Linked DNA regions of Homo sapiens: region 2 is linked to region 1. A link is an interaction called in ENCODE POLR2A ChIA-PET data of the cell type or tissue named here. Cell type or tissue: A673. All regions are shown on one strand. Links, peaks and the distances in the headings refer to the core of each region. The heading gives the core; the rest is flanking DNA.

Region 1 (5,189 bases), core at 571-4,570:
TGGGATGGCTGGGTCAAATGGTATTTCTAGTTCTAGATCCTTGAGGAATCGCCACACTCTCTCTTGGAACCAACCCAAATGTCCATCAATGATAGACTGGATTAAGAAAAATGTGGCACATATACACCGTGGAATACTATGCAGCCATAAAAAAGGATGAGTTCATGTCCTTTGTAGCGACATAGATGAAGCTGGAAACCATCATTCTCAGCAAACTATCGCAAGGATAGAAAACCAAACACCACATGATCTCACTCATAGGTGGGAATTGAACAATGAGAACACTTGGACACAGGGTGGGGAACATCACACACCGGGGCCTGTCGTGGGGTGGGAGGAGGGGGGAGGGATAGCATTAGGGGATATACCTAATGTAAATGATGAGTTAATGGGTGCAGCACACCAACATGGCACATGTATACATATGTAACAAACCTGCACGTTGTGCACATGTACCCTAGAACTTAAAGTATAATTTAAAAGAAAAGAAAACACAAATCTATTGGCTTAAAGTGAGATGAAGGAACAAGCTCTTAATCCTGACCCTGTGGGTCAGCTAGTGCTGACCAGCTGCAGGGCACTGGTCTGGACTCTCAAGATTCCACAGCTCCTTTGCAAAGGAAGTGTGCTAATTCTTGCTTAGGTCTTTATAGGAACTGTGGACGCCTCTTCCATTTCCTAAACAAGAGGCAGAGATAAGCACCAGAACAACATACTCTGTCACAATGACAATAGCAGCTTTTGGGAAATAGGCATTTAATCCAGGTTACCAATCAGAGAGCTTAGTGTCATGCACGTTGAAGCCTACCAGAAAACAAAACAAAACAAAACAAAACAAAAACAAAACAAAAAACCTCCAGGTGAATTTAAGATGAACAATATAAATTATTAACAGTTATCAAAGCACTCTCCCAAAGAATCAATATCATTTCCTTTCTTATTTCAAATATTTATTATATTTCATTCCTTTCTTCCTTTCTACCTTCCTCCCTGCCAATTAACATACAGTAAGTGAAGATAACCTGCCCAGCAACACCCTGTAAATAAAGTCCATATTGATAAGGAATAGCAACCCTTCTGGGTTATAAAAACCACTATGCATGCTATAACTTGCCTGATGGGGAGCTTTCTGCTCCACAGAAAGATTTCCTGACTTAAAGAATACCTATACCATTCTTCATTAATCTTTGTGAATAGAGGAAAGGAATCCAAATTATCTTTAATGTCAAAAGCTTGTACTTAGAAATATCTCATGTCAGGTAGCTAGCACTGTCTAAACTCTCACTTAACATTTATAATGTAACTTTACATTATAATATACAAATATACACTATAATGAACACTTAACAGTTTACAAAGAGGTCTCATATATGTTATTTCAACCGGTCCCATAGTAGCACCACGAGGTGAATATGATTACATTTATTTTTCCAAATAAGGAAACAGATGCAATGAAATTAAGGCACTCACTCAAATTTTCTTAGCTAGTAGCCTGGCAGAGGTAAAACTAGAACCCATGTTTGTCCTACTCCAAAGCCAATGCTATTTCTTTTTAATACAAATGCCTCTCAGAAAAAAAAGATAACATACTCTTGGAATTTTTTTTCCTGTTGTATCCAATGGACAAATGAAGCATTTACTTTTTTTTTTTTCTTTTTGAGACAGGGTCTTGCTCTGTTGCCCAGACTAGAATGTGGTGATGCAATCATGGTTCACAGCAGCCTTGACCTCCTGGGCTCTAGTGATCCTTCCTTTCTTAGCCTCCTGAGTAGCTGGGACTACAGGTGTGTGCCACTATGCCTGGCTAAATTTGTTAATGTTTTGTAGGGACGGGGTCTCGCTACATTGCCCAGGCTAGCCTTGAACTTCTGGCCTCAAGTGATCCTCCTGCCTTGACCTCCCAAAGTGCTGGGATCATAGATGTGAGCCATTGCGCCCTGCCTAAATGAACTTTTATTAAAACCTCTTATTTAAACTCTGTAAATAAGAGTCTCCACAAAATACCCAGAAACTGCAGACGTTACAACCCAGGAACACAATACTTCTGAAACAACATTGCTGCTATACCCCAGGTGGCCAGGGACTAAAGGGGGACTTAAGAGAACAGGAAAGCAATTTACCGTTAAAGACCAACGTGCAACTCAGTTCCCAGCAATTTGGCTGGGATGCTAGACTATGGCACTCTTCGCCTCTGACTGCTCTTCCTGTATGGTAGGAACTTCTTGCAATTTCACAGCTCAGACTTTTGCTAATGTACTTACTCACCTCTTTTTTCACATGTAACACAGTAAGTTAGCTTTCTGTTACTATTATTTATTTTGCTCAATTTTTGGAAGCAGTTAGAATTGCTCAAGAGTTCATCAATTCTTCTTGATTTCAGATTAGAGCACATCACAGACCAAAGAGATTTCCTTTATAAGGCTTTTTAGGCTCAATTTGAGTTTCGTAAGTGACGTTGAGCACCTCTGTTTTTCTCCCTAATGGGGAGTGTAAGATTTTGGTATTCAACCCTGAATACACATACAATTTTCTTGTGGTTCTCCATATGGAAACCATAGGGCAGAAATGACTCACAAATGAAACGTAAAAAATAGATTAAGAAACTATACTTACTTAGGAGGAATTCTTAAAACTGTGTTCACATTTGTGGCTGGGACTACTGCTTGAAGGATGTGTTCAAGGGCTGTTAATCCACCAGCAGCTTGAAATGCAATCTGATCTGCCACATTCTAGACAGAAATACAAACAGAAGTTAGCCCAATTTCCCAGGCATTAAACTATAACCAAATGATATCTGTAGTCTGAAACATACTGATGGTTCAACTATTCTACAAATATTATTTTATAAATATTTGCTGAATGCTACTCACTGCTAATTGTTTCAGTACTAGGAAATATAGGTCAAAAGGAGTGAGCATAAAACATATGGTTGCTGTCCTCCATGAAGCTTAAAATTGGTAGATGGCAAGCACAGGCAACCAAAGCAAAAATGGACAAGTGGGATCACATCAAGTTAAAAAGCTTCTGCACAGCAAAGGAAACAATCCACCAAGCAAAGAGACAACCCACAGAATGGGAGAAAATATTTACAAACTATCTATCTGACAAGGGATTAACAACCAGAATATATAAGAGCTCAAACAACTCTGTAGGAAAAAATCTAATAATCCAATTTTAAAATGGGCAAAAAATCTGAATAGACATTTCTCAAGAGAAGACATACAGATGGCAAACAGGCATAGGAAAAGGTGCCCAACATCACTGATCATTAGAAAAATGCAAATCAAAACTACAGTGAGATATCATCTCACCCCAGTTAAAATGTCTTTTATCCAAAGACAGGTAGTAACAAATGCTGGTGAGGATGTGGAGAGGGAACTCTCATACACTGTTCGTGGGAATGTAAATTAGTACAATCACTATGGAGAATAGTTTGGAGATTTTTCAAAAAACTAAAAACAGAGCTGCCATATGACCCAGCAATTCCACTGGTAGGTATATGCCCAAAAGAAAGGAGATCCATATATCTAAGAGATATCTGCTCTCCCATATTTACTACAGCACTATTCACAATATAGCCAAGAACTGGAAGCAACCTAAGTGTCCATCAGGAGATGAGTGGATAAAGAAAACGTAGTACATATATGGAATGGAGTACTATTCAGCCATAAAAAGGAATGAGATCCTGTTATTTGCAACAACATAGATGGAAGTGGAGGTCCTTATGTTAAGTGAAATGAGCCAGGTGAAGTAAGACGAACTTCACATGTGCTCACTTATTTGTGGGAGCTAAGCATTAAAACAATTGAACTCATGGAGATAGAGAATGGAAGGATGGGTACCAGAGACTGAGAAGGGTAGTGGGGGGGACGGGGTAATGGGGAAGGAAGTGAGGGTAGTTAATGGGTACAAAACAATAGTCAGAAAGAATAAGACCTAGTACTTGATAGCCCAACAGCGTGAATATAATCAATAATAATTTAATTGTTCATTTACAAATAACTAAAAGAATATAGTTGGATTGTTTGTAACACAAAAAATGAATGCTTTAGGTGATGGATACCCCATTTACTCAGATGTGATTATTAAGCATTGTATGCCTATATCAAAATATCTCATGTATACCATAAATACATATATAAACTATGTACCCACAAAAATTAAAAATTAGAAAAAAAAATGAGTGGCTAGGACCAACACTAATCAGATAGTTATAAATAAGGTGATTTTAATTATAAGTACCTTGAAAGATAAAAGGTTCTCTATGAGAATAATGGGGGAATCAACTATATAATGGGGAAAGGGTCAGGATAGGCTTCTCTGAGAAAATTGAAGTTTTAAGACATGTAAAAGAAAGTGGGAAGAGAAGAAGCACTCCAGGCAAAGGAAAAAAATTATATATACATTTTTAGCAACACTTACTTAAAAATCACATCTTTATCACATTGTAATCTTAATTACCACCTAACAATATAGACTTCCACAAAGATTCCCTCTACTAGAATATTTGTCTTCAGCAATAAAAGATAATCTAATATCTAATCATTTTAGCTGTATCCTTTTTAAAAAATACCATTTCAGCTATTTTGGGAGAACATTAAGTAACAATTTTAGAACTAAACCTATGATTATTTCTATGCAATTTACGATCTGTATATAATTCTTGTGGGAAATAACATTTCCAAGTTATTTGCATTTCTTTGGCATGGGGAAGAGAAGAGTAATTCTATGCTACACTGTATGTTTTTAAGCACAGGTAGAATCAATGCAATATATATGTAAAAAATAAGATAGCAACTTATTGTGACTTGAATTGTGCCCCCCTCAAAATTCATATGTGGAGGTCCCAACCCCTAGTATTTCAGAATATAACTGTATTTGAAGAGAAGATCTTTAAAGTGGTAACTAAGTTAAAAGTGAGGCCGTTAGAGTAGGCTCTGGTCCAATATGACTGGCGTTCTTATAAGAGGAGAAAGAGACACTGGGGTTACACCTGCACAGTCAAGAAGCTACATGAGGACACAGCAAGTGGTGGCCATCCATGAGCCAAGGAGAGAGGTGTCAGGAGAAACCAAACCTGTTGACACCTTGATCTTGGACTTCCAGCATCTAAAACCGAGGGAAAATCAATTTCTGTTGTTTAACCAACCCAGTCTGTGGCACTTTCTTATGGCAGGCCCCAAGCAAAC
Region 2 (5,189 bases), core at 491-4,490, 120 kb before region 1:
CACACAAAATAAGCATACAGGTTTGTGGCTTTGAAGAAGGGTGAAGGAGCACTGGGAATGCTGCATTCAGTTTCCAACCTTCTGACTCAGCATGTCTGTTTAGGTAAATTCTTCTTTTCAGAAACTCAGTCAGTTCACATTTTCTGAGGGCCTACTATGTGCTAGTGAGCACAGCACTTTTATGCAATCATATTTAATCCTCAAATAGTCTTGTGAGGTAGGTGTTCTTAATCTCTATTTTACAGATGAGGAAATGGAGTCTTAAGTGTTCAAATGACTTGTCTAAGGTCATACAATTTGAAGAGGTAATGTGATGGCTCAAAGTCAGGTCATTCTGACTCCAGATTCAGGGGTCTAATGAGGATGCCTCCCTGTAACAGCTCTGTATTCTTGTGATGCATTCGAACCCAAATCATCAACATGTCTTATATCATCTTGTCTAACTCTGCAGCAGGTCAGACAATTTATCTCAGTTTTTTTCTTCAATTCCTTTGAGCCTCCCAGGCAATTCATAAATTGTCTCTCAGATTTTTCTGAGGTCAGATCATGCTGAGATGTACACCTTCCTTCTTTCCACTTAAAATCTCTTTTCCTGTCCTTTACATACATAGATCCTAAAATCTCACTTTTGACATGTAAGTTGTTTTGATGAACTAGAATATGAGTTTCTCTGACCATAACTATCACAAAAATAGTAGTTTTCTGGAAAACTCATCCGTTGCTATACAGTACAAATACTATGTATTTAATTTACTTAAGCATTATATTCTTGATCACGTCCATCTACATAAATGGTGTCTATGTAGACAGATGTGTTGCTTTAGCTGGTGAAGCCTATGTTTCCCTTCCCTTGAATATGGAAGGCTTATGACTGATTCAACCAATAAAGTATGGTTGATAGGTAAGTATATGACTTCTGAGGCTAAGTCATAAAAAGTCCTGTAGCTTTTGTTGGTTTCTCTTGGAACTCTTGCTTTCTGGAAGCTTCCTCTTAGGACACTCCCACTCAGAATCGAGACACCATAGTGTTTTAAAAAGCCCAAGTCACATGGAGAAGCAGTAGTAGATGCTCTGGCCACCAGTCCTAGGTGAATCTTGTCTTTGAGTCATCCCAGGCATCAAACATGACAGTAAAGAGCCTCCAGATGACTTTAGCTCCTAGCTGTAGCCATGACATCATGGAGCAGAGACAAACCATTTCCACTGTGATAAGCCCCATCTGAATTCTGAACTCCTAGAATCTGTGATCAGAAATAATTGTTTCCCCCACTAAGCTCATCTGTTTGTTTTTAAATGCATAAAAGTAATTAAGAAAAAATACGTAGTCATTGGTATATTAAAGGCCCCGATGCTAGAAATTCTGGGCATTTAGGTCCCCTCACATGCTGATGAAGAGTCAGAAAGAAACATGAAGGGTAAAGGGTACCTGGAAACTACAGCTAGGAAGAGAATGAGAAAGAGTAAAGGCAAGACTGATAAGAGAGGAGAGACAGGAGAGAGACACAAAAGAAGAAAAAACAGGAAGGAAAGAACTGAGAAGGAAATATAGAGTTGCATGAGAAGAAGGAAGAAAAGGTACTGGAGAATTGTGAGAACCAGTCAAGAAAGGACATTCCAAATGAGAGCCAGGGCATTTGATTTTGAGAATAATTGTTTTTTATTTATTTTTTATTTATTTTGTTATTTCATTTCTTTTTATCCCTAGAGACCCTGATTTTGAGAATAGCTGAACCCTCTTGAACCACTCTGGTTTTATTCCTGCTGTTTTCGGCAAAAGTGGCTCAAGTAGGGGATAAGTTTCAAGATGGATATAGCAAGGATCTGGAAAGGAGAAATGTTTTTATCTTAGTTGGGCACAAAGGATTCCAGAAATAGGCTTTTGATTTTTCTTTTTGATTTTTTTCTTTTCCTTTTTTTTTTCTTTTTCCTTTTTTAATGAAATCACTTGACATTATCGCCCATTATTAAGCCCTTTAGGCTTAAAGGCACTAGGGAGCAGGTCTGGTGAAGTTCAGTGGTGCGCCTTTGTGAGTGAGCCTGCACAGGCCACAAGTTCACAGGAGGAGAGGGGCAGGGAGCAGGGACCTAGGGCTCCCTGATGGAGTGACTGACCGAACAGCTGACTTATCCTAGATGCTTGTTTATGATATGGAGTCCCCTGTAGCAGTATAAATGTTGGCCAAGAAGACCCGTGAAACAGGAAGCTAAGAGACAGTTTTTAGATATTTGCTATTCCATAATCTGTTAACAAAAGAAATCACTCCCTTTCGACGCAGCTGATGGGTAGACTGGTGGACTCCATATCCTGAGCATGTAAAGTTAAGGTTCCCTGATTTCCAAACTGTTTCCAGACAGAATACGGTGGGCTTACGTCTTCATAAAACACAGATGTTATGTTCAACCCTGAGGCAAGAACTACTGACATTTTTTGGAGCAGATATCTCTCATTTATATGTGGCTGTAACCTCCCAGAACTCTACGTATTGTGCAGTCAGTTACCTCCTAAGGCTAGTTCAACTGCTCTGGAGACAGAAAAGCATTAACCCAAAGGAAGGGATTTCTGTTCTTGTGACAGATAAACTAATTCTACAAAGTTGAAAGATACTAGATCCAATGATACAACTTAGTCACAAGTTTCCTTTTTTGAACAAAATGACAGGAAGACATCAATTAAAGAATGGCACATTTGTCATCAGCTACAATATAGAAGTATTCTTCTCATCTCAGAATGGCAAAGTCCACTATTTTCATACATTTGTTTCTCTATAACCTTTTTCCCTCAGAGCAAAGCAATTCATCTAAATTATGGGTTCATCATCTGCCAAATTTGTTCCTTTTTTAATGAAATCACTTGACAGTTAATAAACTGAAAGAGAAAGTCTATTCCTTGGGGCTTGCTCTGTTCCAAAGGTTCAGTGTTTTTGAAAATTAAATTTCCTACATGAAAAAAAAAATCTGTTTCCAGGCTGACAGTCTGGTGTTATAGCATAAAGCAATTCTTCTTTCTTTAGCTATAAAAACTTCATAGCTAAAGATGCAAATCCCTGTAAAGCTAGTTATACACTTTACATTGGACACAAAATCAGCTAAACCATCCGTAGAAAGTCATATCAATCAATTTATCTAATTTTGGTTCTATTTACGTAAGAAACCATTACTTTCCTTAATATTTAAAAGTTGATGAGATGATAATGTCCTGATATAAAGAATTCCAGACAAAAGATTTATAAATAGCAGCATGGCAAAGGATGAACATAGGCTTTGGGGTGGGAGAGTCATGGTTACTAGTCCTGGTTCACAAACATGTAACCTTGGGCACATTACTTAACTGTCAGCTTCTCTATCTGTAAAATGGGTATAATAATACTTTGCATGGTAGCTATGAGAATAAATGAGAATGCTAGATGTTATAGAGCATCTAATACAGTTCCCAGAAAATAGTAGTTTAATAAATTATAATATATATTATAATTCCATTTATTGTAGTTTATTCCTTATGCCCCAATTCAGGAGAAGAATCTGACATCCTATCTACACTAAAATACTAACTCTTGATTGGTTAACATCGATATAAACCAATACTTGGTACCTGAAAAGCAGGCAGATGAAGAGCTGCAAAGCTGTTGAAGAAACGTAAACTCTGAATGGCCACTTGGATGGTATTTTGAGTGTAATTCTCCTTGGGACTGGCAGTGCTGGGGTCCAAGATGGTGCCATGGAAGAGGACACAGTAGAGCATATGAAGAACTCCAGCCAGGTCGGTTGCCTGAAGAGCAGCTGTCAGCCCTGTGGGATCCTGGCGATTATTGTCAAATATGCTGTATGACCTGACAAAGAAACATTCAGTTCTTTGAGAAAAACTACTTAATGGATGTTAGCAATTTGTATAGGTTAAATGAAACAAGACAAGCAGACCGTTAAAAACAAACCATCTGAGTTGTATAGTATGGTAACAAGAAACTTCAAGGAATAAATGCAGCCCTCCCCACCAACTGCACTGTGGCTTTTTCTTCTCCTGGAAGACCAGGCTGCTGCAGCAGTGTCAACTGAGCACTCTGCAGCCAGTGCTGAGGCTGCCAACCACCCTTCCCACACTTTATAGCCTACATAACCTCACTTTGTTTAGTATCCTGGGTCTGGGCAAAGTTGACAGAGTCTGTGAAAGCTTTTGGGACTCAGAGGCCAAAAACACTCCTAGCTTCCTTTCTGGATATATAAAGGCACTCTTCTTAGGGAAGGCAGCTATTAGGGAAAGCATGAGGCCTCAAAAACCCAGTAATGTGTTGGTATACTGTGGTAGGGAGATTCTTCAGCTGCTATTGAAGCCCCTTTTCCAACATTGAGGAGTACAGGCAGGACAGGTTGTAGAAGCCACAGTCCCAAGAATAAGCAAGTACTGGATTAGGTCTACACAAATCAGATGAAGTCAGCTTAGCTACCATGGCAGGTAATGTTACAGAAGAGCAAGAAGAGACAATGGCAGTGGCAAATGAATTCCTAAAATCAATAGTAAAGCAGCAGGGGTATGCTAAATCTACCTCATCCTTGAACTAAGGTATTTTTTATTTTTTTCTTTTATTTTTTTTTTTTAATTTTTCCCTTCTTTTCACAGGTGTTAAAAAAAAAAAGTAGAACCACTCAATGTGAGGCTTGAACCCACTGACTCTGGGATTAAGAGTCCCATGCTCTACCAACTGAGGTAGCCAGGCAATTCTGAATTAAGGTATATGTGAAGCATCTAGAGGCCAAGAGCAGGCAGTTATAGTAAACATGGCTGCCAAGCATTCACCCTTTTAAACAGAAACTGTACAAAGATTTCTAAGGAATCACCTCTCCTTAACTCATAGCCAATATGCTTCACATAGACCTCCCTCCCCATTTACTTTGGCTCAAGGGTGCCCAGGCCTAAGGTAAGCCACACATTTCTCTGGCTGTTGAGCATCACTCAGGGATGCCACACGTCACAATCAGAGCTAATGGGGTAGAGGGAGATACTTTTGCTGAGACGCTTGGGAAGAAGTCATCACTTTTTCCTCTAGATGTAAGGTCTGGAGTTGCTATAGCCACTTGTAATCACTGCACAAAACCTCAGGTATCTTATTGCTCTTTCTTCATGACACTCTGATTTTTCTCAGGAAGGCAAGTTATAAGTTTCTACTCAATGTTTTCCTTTAATTTGGCATGATCTA

The links. Peaks named below come from ENCODE experiments on the same cell type or tissue, not always from the same donor. Only the 100,000 strongest peaks of a DNase experiment are listed, where the experiment ranks them.
Region 2: POLR2A ChIA-PET joins it to region 1 with 5 read pairs; 2 of 35 experiments call an interaction of 5 or more read pairs at or near these places.

Annotation. Positions count from the first base shown.
Region 1 is chr15:76,502,246-76,507,434 of GRCh38, forward strand. SCAPER (S-phase cyclin A associated protein in the ER) reads right to left here. Exons shown (of 32, transcript NM_020843.4): 24 at 2,614-2,729. Among named protein-coding and RNA genes, the nearest start is that of MIR3713, 82 kb to the right of the region's middle. In A673, for the core only: no CTCF peak of the experiment used is centred there; no DNase peak of the experiment used is centred there.
Region 2 is chr15:76,377,789-76,382,977 of GRCh38, forward strand. It overlaps SCAPER (S-phase cyclin A associated protein in the ER), which reads right to left. Exons shown (of 32, transcript NM_020843.4): 28 at 3,590-3,827. It also overlaps the pseudogene TRK-CTT16-1. Among named protein-coding and RNA genes, the nearest start is that of ISL2, 44 kb to the left of the region's middle. In A673, for the core only: no CTCF peak of the experiment used is centred there; a DNase peak (open chromatin) is centred at 2,673.